Regions from separate parts of the Mus musculus genome. Here region 2 is linked to region 1. Evidence: chromatin loops called from intact Hi-C (ENCODE). Cell type or tissue: heart. All regions are shown on one strand. Each heading gives the region's core, and the rest is flanking DNA. Links, peaks and the distances in the headings are about the cores only.

Region 1 (10,007 bases), core at 4,712-7,211:
ACTCCTATACCTTAACGTTTTGTTTTGTTGTTTTGTTTGAGACAGGGTTTCTCTCTGTAGCCCTGGCTGTCCTAGAACTCACTGCATAGACCAGGCTGGCCTCGAACTCAGAAATCCGCCTGCCTCTGCCTCCCAAGTGCTGGGATTAAAGGCATGCGCCACCATGCCTGGCTTAACATTTTTTTTAAACACAAACATCCTTTTGTAATTAATTCATGTTGATGCTAACAGATCTAATTCAATTATTTTAGCTGCTCCATCGGAACACAGTCCACAAATAACCCTAATTTATTTAACTTCACCATTTTATAAGCATGTTTTCCTTATAGAAAATTCCATACAGAAAATGCCGGAATGTTACTTCTTTGCTGAGACCCATGTGAGAATTTTGTTCTACAGGGTGTGTACCTGGAAGTGGAATTACTGGGACACAAGAAAGAATTTTTCTACCGTTACCAGCTATTATCAAATTGTCAAATTGTGCAGCTAAAATTAGTCGATGCAGCATCCCCTTAAGGTTAGGCTAAAGGCTAGGCTGTGGGGGATTGAGTACAGGACCATGTTACAGAAAAGTAGCTGAACTAGAAACGTAGTTGTTTCCTGTAACCTCGCCCACGATACTTACGTATACGGCAGGTCCTTCTCCACATTCAGCTATTCCAGGTTCATAGTTCAATCAACTATGTGCTAAAATTATTTAGAAAACATTGGATATGCCCTGAGCATGTTTTCCTTACCATTTCTTAAGTAATACAGACTAACAACCACTTTTGGACCACTTACATTGTGTTAAATATTATAAGCAGTATCTTGAAGTATAAAATATAAATTACTTAAGCACATAAAGTAGGCAGCTATATCAAGTAAGTATGCTTTATGCATATGAGTCAAAGTCTACAGGAGGATGTGCGTAGGTTAGATGTAAGCGCGTCATTTTAAATATGTATTTATTTTTTTATTTCATATGTATGAGTGTTTGGCCTGCATATGCATCACTTGTGTGCCTAGTGCCTGCAAAAGGACAGAAGAGGTTGTCAGATCATCTGGAACTAGAGATACAGCATATTGTAAGCTGTTATGTGAGTGCTAGGATCCGAATCCAGGACCTCAACTTGTGTTTTTAATTGATGAACTATCTCTCCAGTCCTTACTATGCCACTTTAAAGAGGGGCGTTGAGAACCTGAGTTTTGACTTTCAAGTGATGGGAGTTGTCTTGGAAGCGATCCCTTGCAGGGACAGAGGGAAGAAAATATTTGCATGTTACCTTCACCAACAATCTCTAATAAAGCTGTGATTTTGCTTTGAAGAGGGGCTCATACAGTCTTTCGGCTTGTCAGGGGACCTTACAGCTTGACTGTGTCTTCATTGAGACTGAGACTCCACTATGTCATGTTCCTCGTGAGGAAGCAGGTGATTGTGATTGTCTGTATACATGGCAGTGTGGGGCAGAAGGGAGGAGAGACTGCCAGCCCGCTCTCCCTCCTGGCCTCTAAAGCTACTAGAGCAGATGTGGCAACTCTCTTTCAGCTTCCAGCGTCAGCTCTCTTCTCTCAAAATTAGACCTTCATGCTGAGGATACAGCTCTGTGGTAGAGTGTTTGCCTAACATTTGTAAGGCTCTGGGTTCCATCTCCAGAGCCATTAACATCCAAAACAAACTTAACCAAAACAATAACAGCAATTATAACAAACTAATCTCCTACTCATTGTTGTTGTTATTATTATTATTTTGCTGCTGTGGCAGGGAACCAAGGATTTGTTTGTGGAAGGATGGGTTGATTCTGGCTCACATGTGAGGATACACTTCACCACGGTGGGAAAGGCAGAACTGCAGGAGTAGCTGGTATATTGCATCCGTAGTCTGGAAACAGTGAGATGAATGGTCGTGTTCAGCTCTCTGCTTTCATTCAGCTGGGGACCCTCAGTCCCTGGGATTTTGCCATCTACATACAGGCTGGGTCTTTCTTCTTTAGTTAAACATTCCTAGAAACACACTCATAGACACAGGCAGGGATGTGTTTCCTTGGTGAGTCTGAACCCAGTAAAGATAAAAACATAGATGAAACACCACAAATCTCCATACTACCTTTTCCTTGAATTAGACTTTTGCTATGGGCTGAGAGTCAAGGTAGGGGAATACTGTTCCCTCTTACTGCTACCACCCCCATTTCCTTTCTCTCTTTCCAGGCACCCTGCATTAGCATTCTTCCAATCTTAAACCCGAATCATAACCCTCACATCAGGGAGAAAATATGACCCAAGTTCAGTACAATAAAACACCAAACACCCTGAGGCTGCCCAGACAAGGCATCCTGAGAAATGAAGTCAGTGAAAATTTAAAGAGATCCTTAACGGGGACATTTCTTGCCTTCTTCACATGGCAGATCAGCAACAAAAGCTATACGTGTGGTGACATTGCCATGCATATGTAGAAGAAAAGCTTGACTGGAGCATGACTAATAAGCCCAAGATGTCTGAGAGAGACCCCATGTTATGTGTTTTAATCCTTCTGCTTCCTGCTGTTGTATATCAATGTCTCAAATGTAGTTACTAAAAGTCATAGTGATTTGTAATTTGCCAAGTCCTATGGGTTGACCAAATGGCTCCTGTATTGTCTTTATCTGGATCACTGTATGGCTGGGTTGAACTGGAGGATCCAAGATGGCTTCCTTCATGAATGTGGCAGATGGTACTAAGTGTGATCTGGTGCCTCTGTGGTAGTTTTCAGTGAGGTTGGTGGTACTGGTTTCCTTTTCATAGTGGTCTCAGGGCAGTGTCTTGGAAGCCATCTTAAAGCCTTGCCTCTGAATCTCAAATAGTTCTACTATTGCATTAGGTCTAGAGCTGTGTTAGCCATAGGTGTTATATTTTATATATATGAAAAATGTCCTTCTGTCATAAACAAAGCTCATGAGTTGAAGACTTAGTCCTGAGATGTAGAATGGAGAATGGATCACAAGGACTCTACGTTCACCCATGTAGTCCAGTGATGGGCTGTAGGAAGTAGGATCTAGCTGGAGGACGCAAGTCACTGGGCTGAGGTGGGAAGTTCATATCTTGTTCCAGGACTCTTCTTTCATTTCCTGTTTTTTTTGGGCTATGATAAAATAATCCATTTTTCTCCACCATTTCCTATCAGCAGGATGATTTTGCCTTGTCACATGATGGTGGATAGAAACCTCAGAAATTCTGAGTCCGAACTGTTTCTTCCTTCCTTTTGGCCATTTTCTCAGGTATTTGGTCACTGTGATAAAAAGCAGTTAATACACGACCATCAGGAGAATGTTGGGCCACTGAATATTAAAAGTCATCATGGAGCTCTTGTTGTGTTCATTAGAGTTTGGCCAATGCTGTCTGGAGCTTCCTTTTCATGCCATCAAGGAGGCTGTAAGCTGCACAATCAAACCAGGAGGACTACAGTTGGTATCATTCAAGGCTTTCTAATAACAGAGAGAACTCAGCATTATTATTTTTTTGTACATATCTATAGCTTGTGGCTCTTTTTTTCTAAGTAGTTCTTGATTATCCTTTTAAAAGAGTCTAATTGAAATACAGTTCACATGCCACTTAAAACATATGGTTCTATGATTTCTAGTACAGTCATAGATATGTGTAGTGACTATCAGTCAGTTTTAGAATATTTGGATCCCCTTAAGAATACATTCCATATTTAGATATCATTCCTCATCTTTCCATTTTTCCATACCCTACCCTTTAGAAAGTCTTTATCCTTGTGGATACTTTGTCCTGGACTTTCATATGAATAAAATCATATGATATGTGATTGTGAGCCATTTGTGTATGCATATGGGCAGGTATGGACATTTATTGCAACTGATAGAAGTTGGGAATCTTCACCTCAGAACACATACTTATATCTTCCTTTTTTATCCAGAGGTTTATAAAATTTCACGCATTCTCTGAAACCTTGGTCCAGGGAGCCAAAGTTAATAATCTTGCTCTGTGGTTAGTCAAAAATGGGCATTTGGTAACAGATCCTACTACTGCTATGGTGGTTTGAAGGAGAATGACCCCATTCCACTAACTAGACAGCAAGCTTTCAAATGCCTCCACCAGACCCAGTTTCTCTCTCTGTTTCCAATTTGGAGATAGGATTCAAGCCCTCAGCTATTGCTTCAGTGTTGTGCCTTCCTGTTTACTGCCATGCTCCTGCCATGATGGTCATGAACTCACCCTCTGAAACTATAATTAAATACTTTCATAAGTTGCCTTGGTCATGATGTCTCTTCTCAGCAATAGAAGAGTAACTAGTTCAACCCCCAACAGCATGAGACTATAGAGATTTGGGTCACTGAGGGCGGTAAATTCCCCAGAATGGCAAGTAACAACAGCAACAAGGAAAGGCCAGGCATCATGTGTTTACAAAGCCAAAGAAACTATGTTTATAACACATAGTTTGCCAAGGAGGGGGCGATGTGAACAGATGTGTCATTTGCAATTATTCCTAAAGATGTTAATTATGCAAATGAATTTCTGATTAGGGCGCTAAAAAAAGAACCCTATATATTATGAGGTGTTGGATGTGTACAATCAAGCACGCTTGCTGTCTGTTTCCCAGGCAATCAGTGCTGGTGCCAGTCTCCTCACCTGCAGCTCTTGTCTGCCCATGTGCCCCTTTGATGGTGGAGGGGAGCTCTGAGGGACATTTCCAACCCCAGAGTGTAAAGCTGGAAGGGGTCTTTGAGATCCTAGAGTATGGTTCTGTCCTTGAACAGGGCAAGAGAAGGAAGTTGCAAAAAATGATGTGATCTGTTACTTACAGAGCAAAGAGCCCATGTCTCCTATATTATCAATTCATCTCCTCCTGCCTTACGGAATCAAACAGGACAGACATCAACTATCAGCTTTCCAGTGTGTGCAATGAGGTCCAAGTGGATGATAGAGCTAAATACATCCTTGATATACTTGGGGGGTTATGCGTGAATGCACATGTGTGGCTCAGCAGATATGGAGCCCAGTCAACTAGAATAATACAGGTACTACATTATACATCATTTGGTTTAGCAGAGTTGCTTCTTGTCGTTAGTGACTTTTTAAATTAAAAGTAGAAAACAAGTAAAACTTTAGATCCTTATTTACAATAGTTACAATTCAAATGCTCAGTAGCTTCTTGTCACTGATATCTGCCATATTGGACACGCAGCAGACCATTTCATCGGTGTAGAAAGTCTTTCTCCAGTCCACAGCCAGATCTTCTTGAGCCTGCATCCCAATCCCACTGTTCCCACGGGAGATTATGGGGGTTATTTAAAGTTCTCAGGCCTCCCTTCCTCATTGGTGAAGTGGGCAGAAATCCCAGTATCTGTTTCACTGACTGCCCTGAAGGTCATAGATACAAGAGAGGAACTGTGTAGCTTGTGAGTAGAGGAAGAGATAGTAGGTACTAAATAAATACCACTCTCATCAACAGACATCCCAGCATCCTGCTTTAGTACCTGTGGTCTCTTCTAAGTAGACTAGTGCAACCTGGTTCCCAGAAGTGTAAGGCATTGATTCTAAGAAATCAACATCTTTAGTGGGTTATAATAAAAGGAAATCAGGAATGTGGAGATTAGACAAGGGGCTGGGGGGTGGGTTTTATTTTGGGGGATAAAATCGTGTGGGATGTGAGATGGATAGAAGTCTCTGAAGCTGCTGTTTCCCCCATTTGTCAAGAACTGATTAAACATATCCCCCAAGCAATGAAGACATCAGAGGTATCAGTCTGTGTGGCCACAGAGGTCTTATTCCCTCCTCCTAACCACTGTCATGATGGCTTGCCCGCTTGTCCACAAGAGGGAAGCAGGGGAAAGGAGAGAAGGGGACTCTTCCGAGCCTCACTGGCTCTTGGCAGGAAGCTCCGGACAAAGGGAAGCTGATTAAAACAGAATTGTCTTTCACACAGCCCCAGGCCTCAGGTGTGTTTTTCTTGAACTCATTACCTCACGATTCTTCCCAAAAGCTATGTTATCTAGAAAAATTACAGTTCATAGCCTTTGGGGTGTTGACAATAATTTTTACACCTGGCTAACGGCTGGTACCAACCTCCCAGGAGCCAAAGCGGCAACAACAACCCAAACAAGCAAACAAACAGACAAACAAACAGAATGCCACAACAGACTCTCAGGCAGAAGGTGTGAGGAGAGAGTGGTGGCTGGTGTCCAGGTAATTTAGCCACATGGCCAGCTCCTCTATACCGACTGTTCTGCCAGGGCTCATAAAGCATTGGAAAGAGATATTAAAAGAAATGATTCCTTTGCCCTTGGGGGATTTTGAGTAATTTGGGAGCTAGTGAGCCAAGGGACAAAAAGGGCTTAGGGTGACAGCTGAGGGTGGGTTGGGGGAAACACTGCGATAGGAGCCTCGGGATGTGCTGTATTCCCTGTCTCCTGTTAATTAATAGTGTGACTTGGGGTGAGTTCTGGCAATTCTTTGGGTCTCCTCAGTTTCATCATGGATTCATTTAAGATGATGGACTGACTGATTTTAGAGTTCTCCTCCATGTCTAGGATTCTGAGACCTTGACTCAGATGTGGAGATGTGAGTCTATGCTCCATAGAGTAAGGGCTGACAGAAAGCATGCAATCTCTAGTTTTATTTAATTTTGGAACAACAGCTTATTTATTGTAAGAGCGTCCCATGCAATGTTTGGATGCACTTGTACTGCAAGAGTGGTTGATGCCTCTCTAAAAATCTAAGTTTTTCTGGATAAGATGTTTATTTGACATTTCCTGTCTTCTACTTAGCTATGTCTGACCTCTTGTTTAGAGGGGAACATGTTTTAGGGGTCAAGGAAACGTATATCTGCCTCTCTGTCTTCATACTGACACATGATAGGAAGAAATTGATGAATGTGGCTTCTCAGACTCAGAGAGAGTCCTTGGCCACATTTGACTTCACCACAGAAGTCAAGGCCTTAGCTTCTTGGGTAGACATGGGAGCCACTGGTTCTTTTTTCGTTCAGCTTTCAGGGGAGACAACCTCACACAAGCAGAGCTGCTAATGGGAAGGCAGAGGGAGGTTCTCCCTCTGTACTGTCCTCTCTACAGACTTTGTTCATTCCAGCATCTAGCAAACAGACCCGCAAGCTGGCTGTGTGGGCAATGCCCCCATTCTCAGGCCCTAAGACACAGTGTTGGGTATAAGCAAATGTCTCCCTGCTTAATCTTCCCTCCCCCTCTAATCTGCCATTTACCAGTGAGCTCTGAATTTGGAGATCATATACTGCTGTTTATAGTAATTCACTATCTCTCGTTTTCTCATTGGGATGGTGGATTTCTTTGTTTTCCCATGTGATGCTACGTCATTGCTGTCTCTAAATCTCATCCTGGTTATTGACCAGCCTAGAGCAGAGGAAAGGGGTCAGCATACAAAGTCATTAGAAAGAAAAAAGTAGGAAGAAAGAACTAAATATAGGTCCCTGGGAGACATGCCAGTTGCTTATATGAATGTTATAGGTAACCCTATGTTATGGACAACTGCTTGAAATAAGGCAAGGGTGACTCTAGTCTTGCCATAGCCCAGCATTTCAGGTACGGACACCGACAATGACACAGTCAATAAAAGACATCTCTTGGGATTCTTTACCAACAGATGCCATAATCACAGTGATTGCAAGTTTTGTGGTCCAGCCCTTTAGTTCTTGCTGTTGCATTGCTGCATGCAACATAGCAGTACCTCCTGCTTCCTGTCACTGGCTTTCCTGAACCTACAGGATTAAGTTCCTATGCCACATAAAAGTGCATTTTCCTAGAGAAGCAAGTCTAAACTCCACAGCACAATACCCAGAGCCTCCCCAGGATGTTGGAATGCTTTTTGAATTTTTGCGTTTTTCCTGCTCCAACCTTCTAGGTTCCAAGGATTCTAGGTTCATCCAAATAAACACTCAATTATTTTCCAAACACTTCCTCCACCTCTCTAGACTTTTTCACATGCTGGTTGCTTTATAAATGCCCTTCCTCTTCTCTGGCTGATATATAATTTCTTTTGAGTCTTGGTTCAAGTGGGAGCTCCCTGATACACAGTTCAAGTCCAATTCTTCATAAGCTCCCTGCTTCCTATCTCTTTACACTGAACCATACTGAACTTTAATAATTGAGCCAGAGGTCTGTTTCTCCCACAGTTTAAGAGCCCTGCCAAGGGCAAATGACTTGACCAATTCCCCCTTGTAAGCTTCTCTCCAGTATCTCCTGCCTGCTCTTTCTGTATCATGGCGCCTAGCATGCAGGAACATTCAATAAGCTGTTTTATCATGGAGGAGGACCAACACACTATGGCCCAGATGTCTAATGTCTAGGTTGTTTTGATTACATGGTATATGTGGGTTGTCAGACAAAATAAATCTTCAAGAGAGAAAAGATTAAATTGAAATATTAGTGTGGAACATACTGCAGCCTATAAAAACTAAATAGATACTGTAATTTGTGAGTGATATGAAATCTGTGTCTCAAGGCACAAATCAGAATAGAGCCACAGCATGACACATTTGTAATAGGCTAACATTAGCATTGGTATTAGCATCCACTAATCCTATTGTTCTCTGGGGGGGTAGAGAATGACTATTTTGGTATCAAACAACATGTTATCTACATATACATTACAACTTAGGAATGGAATTTTTGTCTTTGTAGAATAAGAGTCAATAAAGCAGCTACGTATCTCAACTGGCAAGTACTTCATGAGTGGCCACAAGGCTGATTCCTAAGACAAATGATATTACTTGGTACTTTGCCTAGATGAAATCTAGAGTGGCACTTCTTCCAATATTTTATTTCCTTTTATATGCATTGGACATACGTTTAGCTTTCTAAGTTCTGGGCTTTTGGGAAAGCACAGAGCTAGAAACGTAATGGAAGAAGTATATGAGAATCTTGTCTCAGCCTTGTTGTTAAGGAACCACAGAACCCCAGCTTCTCCTTCTTTGCATGAGAAAGGCCATGCAACATGGTCTCTGAAAGTTATTTCTCTCCTATAGCATTTTGTCTTCTTGTGGAGTCAGATTTACTGTACACTTTCCAATGCTCATGCTTCAAGGTTCCTCTCTTGTAAAAAGTCCTGAGAGGGTCTTATCAATGTCTTGTGTGCGAGGGATGTAGTTCTATTGACTGGGTGCTCGCTTAGCATAGATGCTGCCTTGAGGTGGATTCTTAACATTGCATACCACCAAATGTTGTAGTACAAGCCTATGATCCCAGCACTTGGTAGGCGGAGGCAGAAGTTCAAGGTCATCTTTGGCTACACAGTTTAAGGCTATCCTGGGCTACATGAAGCCTTGTCATTAAACAAACGAATGAATAAACAAACAAGCAAAGCAAAACAATACAAAACCCAAAACTAAAGACAAATTTCAGATGAAACAGCATGTAGTATTGACACAATTCATTAGAACGCTCCATAGAATAAAGAGCTCTGGTTACAGAATGCCTATAGTCATCAGCAAGGAAAAGTTATAGCATAAGAATAACTTAGATGCATCAAAAATAAGGAAAAAAAAAACAAACCAAAAAACAAACCTGTTTCTTTCTCTTCCTTTCTCCCATCAGAATCTCCCAGGTATGGAGTGGCTTAGAAAAGACTTCAGGCATTTTAGGGATCTGTATATAGGAATGCTGAGTTGGAGAGATGGTGTTTTGGGGCTTATTGGTACATCTTTATGTAGTTTATGGCAACTTTATGTATAATAATACTATTGCTAGTCATTCTTGTGTGTCTATGCCTTCCTGAAATGTATATTATTTACCCAGTTCTGGGTCACCCAGTGTCATGGCTTGAAGGCTCAGGGCTACCCTGGGTGTCACGATGTGAACTTACCTTGCAACGATTGTCACTAGAAACCTAGAGAGTGGAAGAGGACAAAATTTGAAATGCCAGGTAGTCTGTGAGAAACTTCCAATCACCAGATATATAAAATTGTAAATGGATAATTTAGTTCACAATGATGCTCAAACAATATGGAAATGTTCTGTCAGGAATATACTCACAATATAGCATACATAATTATGCACACA
Region 2 (10,007 bases), core at 4,619-7,118, 190 kb before region 1:
GGACCAGTGACAGAATTCTTACTTAGCAATGAACAAGGCCCGTGGCCTGATTCCCAGAACTGCAGTAAAAATTAACATAGATGTACAGGGAAAATACCAGAAATCGCCGTCTTTTCTCACAGAACTTATTCCTGCTACTGAGTGTGATGTTGCCTTTCCCCCTACCCAGCCTGATGCTTGCAGTAGAGAGATTGCTCACAGTACTGACCACCCTTGTGAGCCACTTCTGCAAGACCACTACAGAGATCTCATTACATGCATCATGCTAACATCTGACCTGTAGAGAGAATACCCATGTATTGTATGGATGTCTAACCTGTCAATTAAAAAGCCCATGGCCTACAGGGAAGGGTAGACTAGAAGGTGGGACACCCGGGAGGCAGGCAGAAAGACTTCCGGGATAGAGGCAGGCGGGAGGCGGTACTGGGACAGATGTGAAGACACAGAAGCATAGCACCCGAGCTGAGGACGGGTAACCAGCTGTGCGGCACAATGTGGATTAATACAGACAGACGGGTTATCTTAAATTATTAGCTAGTCAGGGGAAAGGCCTAGCTATGTATATGGCCTAGGCATTTGTGGATATATTTTGAGTCTGAGTTGCTATCCAGGGAACTTGGGGCTGGGAGGAAAACAGCACATTACGCTGATCTACAGTACGGTCTTGCCTACCTTTGACCTTTGACCAGGACTCACAATCTGCTTAGTGCACTGTAAACATAATCACGTGTATGTATGAGTATGTCTATGTAAATATCAAAAAAATCTAGAGAAAATAAAGTTGACAATGGATTTACAAGTCAGAATGATGAATAGCTTTAATTTCTACCTCTGCTTTAATTCTATTTTCCTACTTTCATTACAAAAAAATGGGTTTTGCAATTTAAGTCCAAAAAAGGACAGACTTATAGTTAAGCAAAAAACAAAACACTTGAGAAAAGGAAATTAGAAGTCACAGTGAGACACTTTCAACTAACCTCACATGTAAACAATGTTGCCAAAGTATCTCAAGTTTTCACTTAGCTTTAGTTTCAAAATGGTTACCAGCTATTAAAAAAGAAGAAAAAAGGAAATAACTAAATCAAAGTACAAATTCTTAAAGTCTATAACACATTGCATTTGACTGTTGCAGAGTTAAATTTTATTTTTATAAAGGAGATCGACCACCAGAATTCTGAAAAGGCGTGGGTACTACACCACCCAAGAAGACAGACCCTTTCCCACACCAAGCAAAGCCTGATTCTTCAGTTTTCACAGCTAAGAATTCCCAACATGGTATTTAACACAGAGGGGCAAATCAGCACAGTGCATCCTGATGACAAATTATAGGACAGAATATCTAGCTTATTAAAAAAAAAACTGCAGAAAAAAAAGACAAAAAGAGACACAGATATAAATGACAGTTAAGACATATCAACTATTTCCAATATGGGGACTTTATTAGTAAGAAACTTATTAATATTGTTAGTTGTCTCTTGGTTATATATTGAGCACTTTAAAGAAATTTCATATGTGATATACACATGCCTGTGTGTAACCAAGTGCAAGCCCATGCATATATACAGAGGCCAGAGGAGGACATTGCCTTTTCTGATTTTTACTCTTGGCCTTATTCCCTTGAGACAGGGTCTCTCAGTGGACAAGGCTGTGAAGAGCAGGCAGCCCCAGGGACCCTCCCATCTCTGCACTCCACAGCAGCGGGTCACAGGCCAGGGTCACAGGCCAGGGTCACGGTGACTCCAGAACAGGGGTACTATGACTACTGACGCTCGTGTGCAAGCTGTGGGGCTAGAAATGACAGCGTGACTGCCCAGTCACTGTGGCAAATCTACAGGCACTTTTAAAGAAAGAACTACAGCAGACACAATGGCACAAGTCTTTAACTCCAGCACCTTGGAGGTAGAGGCAGGCGGATATCTGAGTTCAAGGGTGGCCTGGTCTACACAGTGAGTTCCAGGACAGCCAGGGCTACATAGTGAGACCCTATCTCCAAAACAAACACAAACAAACCAACCACAGTAACAAAAACCCACAGAACTCAATGTTTTCCAGAGTGGCAGCACTGTCTCACACTCCCACCAGTAGTAGACACAAGGGTTTTGTCACTTTTCACTTTTTATTCCCTTTATACACTGACATATTTTTAGAGATGATTTGATGCTTCAGATCTGATTCAACACAAACTGGTGTGGTGTGGTGTGGTGTGGTGTGGTGTGTGTGTGTGTGTGTGTGTGTGTGTGTGTGTGTGTGTGCTTGGAGGGTAACCAGGAATGGACAAAACAAGGCTGGTCACACTTTGGGAACTTCAGCACAGTGGCAATAGCAACCTTTTCCTTACAGTCCGTACTCAGTGCAGAATGCCAGGCTCTACTGAAGTACTTTACTTTAGACATGCCCTGCTTAACTCCCATAACAGATCTGAAAATGAAGCGACTATTACTATCTCCTTTAGAGATGAGAAACAGAAATCCTTAAACCATAGGGAATGGGACCAAGTCCTGCCCAGTAGGGAAAGAGCTGCTTTCAGAGTCTGTGATTTCAACTGCCCAGCCAAACTCAGAGAGAAGTACACATTCCCCAAGACAGGAACAACGACAGGGGAGTAGTAGAAAGGAACGGCTTCCTTGTCTTTCTGTAACTGCGCATCTTCTAATACACAGCAATGTTGAAGACCAATAAATAAATCACAAGTCACCCAGTACACATATCAGAAAACAACTGAGTGCATGACAGCTTTCTAAGTTTCTAGTTTGATTTTTAAGGAGATTTTAAGATATACTGAGTAGATTCTGTGCCAGGACTTTAGCTCAGAGCTGAGAAAATGTTTTATTAAAATGTGGAAATATGAAAGAGCGAGGGTACAACCTTAGCAGGCTCATTCCCTCAGAGTCGTAGAAGTCTGTGAAGACAGGCAGCCTATGTGGGAGAATGACGTTAAGTCCTGGTGACTTGGGACTCCTGGCCAGATCACCAAGTAACTTCTACTCACTGATGAAAAATAAAAGGTCTGGTGAACGTGCCAGATCCTCCACTGTTGTCCGGATTTCACCAACATCAAACATCGGTCTTACAAACTGAATAGTAGAGAAACAAACAATTCCTACTGGCGATATTGGAAGGTAATTACAGTATAGGGAATCAGTAACTGCATCTAACTGAAAATGTGTTCTGTGCTCATGGTATTTTCCTGTGGTTTACACAAGCAAGCAACACATCCTCCAAGTTCCATCTTAATGGTACTTCTAAGGAATTTACCAATGAGCTAAGTCAAGGGTAGGGCAACTCTAACAGAAGGTGGTCTGGTTTTGCAGCTCAGAATGTTACTTTATATTTCAGCCTGAAGCATCTAGAATATTATTGGTCATTCAGAGAAAAGCTGGCCCATCCCTAAAAAAAAAAAAAAAAAAGAAAGTCTCTGTGTCTCTGAATAGATTTCTGTTCCCCCTGAAGCTAAAACCTAAAGTACTGGGGGCTGCATCTACCCATCAGCGTGATGGCTTGCTTACTGTAGCAAGGAGAGAGCGAGGTGGTTCAGAGGAGGATATGAGAGAGCAGTAGGCTCAGGAAGATGGAGGTTTTAGGGGAACACAAAGGAGAACAGAGTAGAGCAGACAGCTCTGAGAGGCTTTATAATGGGCTGATCAAGTCGGAAGGACTATTTAGATATAATGACACACAGGTGCTAAGAGCTGGTGAGGTCTGTTGAGAAACTCAGGACACAGAGCAAGAGGACAGGACACAAACACCCAGACTACAGCTTCCCAAATGTAGGCCGGTCTTTCCCACTGGACCACACTTGCCTCTCATAACAGAGCAATGTCATCTGGAAATAAGTAAGCTAGTATAAACTTGCCACAGTTAGTCTGGGGAGTTCTGATGTCACATCCCCTGCGGACCTACTCTCCATCCCAGAGCTACCAACCATTTCTCTAGGAAAACCTGAGCAAAGCCCATGCTGGGCTCAGAGAGGAAGAAGGAAGGAGAGACACTGAGCAAACCAGCGAATGGTAATCAAACATCAAAATAAGCATTAGCCAGGCATGCCTACAATTGCAGGACGTAGGATGCTGGGGTATGAAGATCAATAGTTTAAGATCAACCTGAACTACAAAGACCATTTTTTAAAAATGAACTATAAAAAAATTACTCTATGATATACAATGACTTTCTAGCAATAAAAAACATCAAATTTCAAATAATTTACCTGGTTCCAATTTTATCACTTTAATTGCTGCTAATTCTCCAGTGTTGACATTCCGTGCCTAAAAGAAGAAGAGGAAAGATCATGAAAAAAAAAGCTATAATAAGCTTATCAGTTTATTGTTTATTTTCAATCATAAATATTTTTAAAGTATCTAATTTACATTATAATTAAATTTACAATCTAATTTACAGCCAGCCAGCACCAAGTCCTTCATAATGAATCCCAGCACTAAGTGTAAACTTACTGCCACACTAACTGGGCACTGTTCTAAGTGGCTTGATACTCACTTGATTCTTACAGGACCTGTAAGGTAAAAACCAGTCCTGTTCCGTGTTGCAAATAAGAAAAACGAAGTGAAAAGCCTGCTTGGTCATACCACTGGCTACGTGGAAGCACTGGGACTCAAAGCCAGGAAGTCTTCTCCAGACTTCCTAGTGAATTCCTCCAAGCATTACACTACAGAGCTCTTCATGCAAAGGCTGGGAGAACTACAGAGGGGATTGGCCTGAAATCTTTAATTAGAATCTAACTATGAAAGCAGCCCCCTTATGTCACTTCAAATCCACATGTTGCCAATAAAATCAATGTATTCAAAATAAGCCACTCATGAAAAATAAAATTAATTTAAAAATCGATTCATGGAGCTGGGGATTTGGCTCAATTGGTGGAATACTTGCACGGCAGCCTGAAGCCCTGAGTTCTACCCCCAACTTAGTAAAACCAGGCATGATGGCACACATCTTTAACCACAGCACTATAATCCACTGGTGGAGACAGGAAAATCCGAAGTTCAAGATAATCCTCAGTTACTACAGAAATTGAAGGATAGCCTGGGCTATATGACATCTTTAATCTAAAAAGGGAGGGATGGACAGACAGAAGCTAGCCAATTCATAAGCTGGGTATGAGGGCATGCCTGCCAATCCTAGCACTTAGGAAGAGTCAGGAAGACTGTTCAAAATTAGAGACCATCTTGAGCTACACAACCCTGCCTTCTGCCTCAAAAATCAATCAGATATTAGACTATGAGTGTTTACAACTGTTTATCTAAGTAGAAAATATCTATGAACTTGATTTTAAAAAAATGGCAGTAAATCTTTAACAATTTAAGATGCTATAAAACTGGATAAGAATTTTCAAAGTATTTTAGTGTTTACATTTAATTAATTTTTATATCAGTCTAAAGGGAAAAACATAAGCAATCCCACGATTATAGGAAGATCTTATCATATGGCCAGGATTAGATTTAGCTGCAGTCCTCCCTTAGTAATAGATGGGGAAAATCTGACAATTAACATGGGAGTACCAGGGCATTAAAATACCAGCAGAGGGACTGGGGAGGGGGCTCACGGGTAAAACACTTGTTGTGCTGAAGTTGGGGGTCAGAATGGAATTCAGCTTCCCAAGATTCATGTAAAACCCAGCTCTCTGGAGGCCCAGGCAGGGAACCCCCACAGCAAGCTGGCTACAGAGACAGCAGGAGCAGCTAGCTCTGGACTCAGTTAGGGACCCTGCCTCGACGTGTAAGATGAGAGCACTGAAGATGCCTCCAGCCGTCAAACTTGGGTCTCTGAACACATCTGCATACATGTCCTCTCAACACCTGCACACACCTGAGTCCCCATACACAAAGGCGTGCATATGCAGCATTCACACACCAACAAATATACTCCTTCCCTCCACTAACACACGTAAGCAAACTAGGGAAGTACACAAGAAAGCAGAAAAAAAAGTTAAGCTCTTACTAAAAATATGCACTTAAGACTCTCCCAGGGCCGGGAGAAGGTTCCCGTGGTAATGTGCTTGCTGAACAGGCAATAGGGTCTGAGTCTAAGTCCTCGGCAGCCACAGAAAAGCAGGGCACAGGTATCGAGTATGGCTACACATGCCTGTCATCCCAGCATCCGGATGATCTCTGCTCCAGAAAGTATGTTGGCAGTTGATAGGTGACACTGATGCCAACTTCTGACCTCAACACACACAAACATGCACAAACACACATTATACATATGCCACACACTACTTTTTTAGAGTCATCGTGGTGGCACAGACCTTTAATCCTAGCACTTCATTTGATGAGAGGGAGAGGCAGGTGTGTCGGTTGACACGAGTTCAAGGCTAGCCTGGTTTACAAAGTTAGTTCCAGGTCAGCCAAGGTTACAAAGTGAGACTCTGCCTTAATTTTTTTTTTAAATCCAAAAGATTCTTTTTGTGGTATCTGAGTGTGATTCCCACCCCACTGTAAGCCTAAGTTGTTTGAATACTTGGTCCCCAGTTGGCTGTCTGGGAAGGGTGACGAGGAATGACCTTGTTGGAGAATGTGTCATGGGTGGGGGAGGCTGAGGTTTCAAAGCCTCCGGTCATCTCCAGTGCCCTCAGTGCCTCCTGCTCACGGTCTCTCAGCTGTTTCTACCCCATGCCTTCGCTCCCTCCTCATGAACTCCAACGCTCTGGAAAAGCCAATCCAATAAACACTTTCTTCTCTAAGTTCCTTACATCACAGTGTTTTAACAAAGCAGTAGGAAAGTAACTAATATATTCCCTATAGAAAGTTAAAAATTTAAAAAATGCAGGGAAAACTCATTTAAAAATCTTATCTTTAGGGCTGAAGGAGATGGTGAAGCGGTTAAAAGCACCGGATGCTTTTCCAGCACCCTCATGACGGCTCTCCACCATTCCTATTCCAGGGGATTCAATGCCCTCTCCTGGCCCCCATGGGCACCAGGCACATACAACACAAACATAAGGCAAATATACATATAAAAAAGTTTTTAAAAATTCTTCAACTTATAATCTTCATCACTAACAAATACTCACGATGCCCATATGGAGACAATGGAAAACAGATCTGAGTACTTCTAGCCAAAGTTCCTTTCTTTTAAGTGTGACAAACCCCCCAACAGCACTGAGTAAATTCTGTTCCTTTCTCCAGGATGAGACATCACATAAACAATGAACCTGGAATGTCACTGTGGAGCATCTGCAAACAGGGACATGGTGACCTGGGGGAAACACTGGGCATCGAAAATAAAACCGGATGCTACTTCCTGACTCAGTGAATCTCTAATCAGACCTGTTCAAAAGTCTCACTTGTTTACTGAAAAGAGGTATGGTGACTCCACTGTGTGACATCACAACGTGAAGCTGATTGATCAGAGCTGAAAATTTGTTCCCAGAGGCCACAGGAGGGCACACTCTTCATGGACAAAGTCACAAATGTCCTTTCAAAATGGCTGCTGCACTCAAAATACTTGGCTAAGAGCTGATTTACTCAGAGCTCTCATTAGCCATATTCAGCTGAGAAATCATGACAGTAAACTCCTAGTGAGCAGGTGAAATAAGCCACTAGTCACTATGCTTTCAGAGGGTCTGTCACTACTCTTTGACTTATTAATTCAAAAGGTCTGTCAAAAACTTGCTATAAGGTATCAGTTCCAAACCCCAGTCTCTCTGGGATGAATAATTAACTTCTGGTGCTCTCTTTCCAGTGGCCGGAGCCAGGCGGCTTAAGAGCTCCCCCTCCTCCTGCTTTCTGCAGTGCAACTCAGTGTATCTTACTTGGTAATACTCTGTGAGGGCGGGGTAGAGGTCCAAAGGAAGTCAGGGGACTTCTATTTCAGAGCCTTTTCTCATCAGAAACCATGGAGTTTTGAATGCATTATGATTGTGTGGCACACTGGTAGCTGCAGACATGGGATTTTAGTAACTAAGATGCCGAGGCAGTACGAGAGTGCAATGCCAATCAAGACTATGTAGCAAAACCCTATCTTTAAAAAAAAAAATCACTTATTTCAGGATTAAGTCAATAATATCTCAAATATTTATTCTGGATTTATCAGTTTTGATTCAGCTCAAGCAATTTAGTTTTCAAATGAGCAAGGCTAACATTCCAAGATATTAGCATGTATGAACTTTAAAAAAAAAAAACCAAAGTCAGTATTGCAATAGAATTTTCATACTTCTTAAAAGCAGACACTGAAGTGGCCTGCCATGAGCATTACACCTTGCTGTTTGTTGACAGCCCTCAGAGGACTCCACAGCAGTTTCCCTTTCACTGAGGACCTCACTGCGGCCACTTCATAGATTAGTTAGTGGAGCACCATCACTGCTGAATTTTAGAATATTTCACCACAGCACCAAAACAAAAGCAAGCCCCTAAGCCCACAGCGATCATTCCCACTCTCCCGTCCCTGGGGTCTTGAGTAGTATGGATGTTTCACTAAATGGAACTGAGCAACACGGGGTCACTGGTTAGTGCTCCTGCTACTCAGAATGTTCTTATTCACAAATACTATCACGTTGCAGAGAAATACAGTCGGGCTTTCTACTCATCGCTGAAGGATACAGAAGGAGGTAGTTAATCCTCAGTGTCAACTCAACTGGCCTAGGGTCCCTGAGGAAACACGTTTCTGGGCATATCTGTGCTTGCAGAGATTATAAGTGAGGAAGAAGACCACCGGCGACTGTAGCCGGCATCATCCCATGGGCTGAGGCCCCAGCCCAGACTCAGGGGAGGGGGAAGCCGGCTGAGCATCCCTGCTGTTCTGAGGCATGCCAAGAGGATTCGCAGGTCCACACTTCCAACACGATGGAGCTCCCTTCGCAGCCATTCGCAGCCGTGAGGATTCACGCCCCATCTAACCGGGAGCCAAAATAAAGCTTCCCTCTTCCCCTCAAGGTGCTTCTTTTCAGGTGTTTGCTCAGAGTGACAAGAACAGTACACATAACACATGGGTTCTTTTCATATTCGTGTGTTATAAATACTACTTACTACTATATATGAAACCATATAAATGTCTGGGTAAACCTGTTTCTAATTCTCTCAAATACAGACCTTAAATGTACTAAAAAATGCTGGGCTGTATAATATTCCAGGCCCATGACTTTGAAGATGGATCACTAGAATGGAAAAGTTGTTTGAAGAGCTGCCAAATTGTTTTCCAAAGCAGCTCTAGTGTCTTGTACTATCTCAACTAACACATTCTGCTTCAGTTCCCCATAGCCTTGGAACTCTGTTACTTTGTGTTTTCCTTTGGCTCTCCCATGGGGATGCCCACCCGCCTCTAGAACCCAGTTACAGGTGTGCGTCATCACTCCTAGCGCATCCACTTAAAACACCACCAGAAGTTTAGACCTTAATCTGCACACCATGCACACTTTCTCTCCCATTAGGAGCTCTTCTCATTTCCCCTCCCGTCTCACTGGCCTAGCAGGCAAGCACATCAGCTTGGGGCTACACCTTAGTGCCCGCCTTCATCTCCTTGATGCATTAATGTATTTATTTTGATGAAGTCCAACGTGGCTTGTTTTGTCCCTCTGTGTTTCTCGACGGTTGAGAAAGCTAGCATGCCAGAGCTCTTTGCCAACAGGCTTTACTTTCCACCCGTACATTAAGGTCAATGATCCACTTTTAGTAACTTTCTGTATGATGTTGCACCATAGGGAGTTTCCAATTTCATTCTTGTGCATGTGAATATGAAGTTGTGAAACACAGTATTTTTAACTTCAATAAAACCCTTTATTATCTGGCCCCCACCTATCTGCCTAGTTACTCCCAAAGTTTTACTTTATGCTCTGGCCAAACCAAACAAGTTGTGGTTCCTCAGCACCAGCCACACTTCTACCACAGCGCCCAGTCCTGGGCCTAGATCCCAGACCTCATATCACTAGGTCCTAAGCTTAAGAGCTAGGCTTAGGTTATCCTGACTCTGTCCCCTTAACCTATTTTCACTTCGGCACTTCCTAACACCCCCACACTCCCGCAGACCCTAGGTAATCTTTCTCAAACTGAAGAGGGCCTGAT

Evidence for each region. A loop is a pair of places that touch in the nucleus more often than their neighbours do. Peaks named below come from ENCODE experiments on the same cell type or tissue, not always from the same donor. Only the 100,000 strongest peaks of a DNase experiment are listed, where the experiment ranks them.
Region 2: a loop joins it to region 1, with 8 times the contacts of the local background. A loop is called at or near these places in 2 of 42 quality-filtered maps.

The regions. Positions count from the first base shown.
Region 1 is chr17:80,869,713-80,879,719 of GRCm38, forward strand. No RefSeq gene overlaps it. Among named protein-coding and RNA genes, the nearest start is that of C230072F16Rik, 22 kb to the right of the region's middle. In heart, for the core only: a CTCF peak has its summit at 5,790 (motif pointing right); no DNase peak of the experiment used is centred there.
Region 2 is chr17:80,676,664-80,686,670 of GRCm38, forward strand. Map4k3 (mitogen-activated protein kinase kinase kinase kinase 3) reads right to left here. Exons shown (of 34, transcript NM_001290345.1): 2 at 4,205-4,262. Among named protein-coding and RNA genes, the nearest start is that of Map4k3, 46 kb to the right of the region's middle. In heart, for the core only: no CTCF peak of the experiment used is centred there; no DNase peak of the experiment used is centred there; H3K27ac peaks cover 360 bases.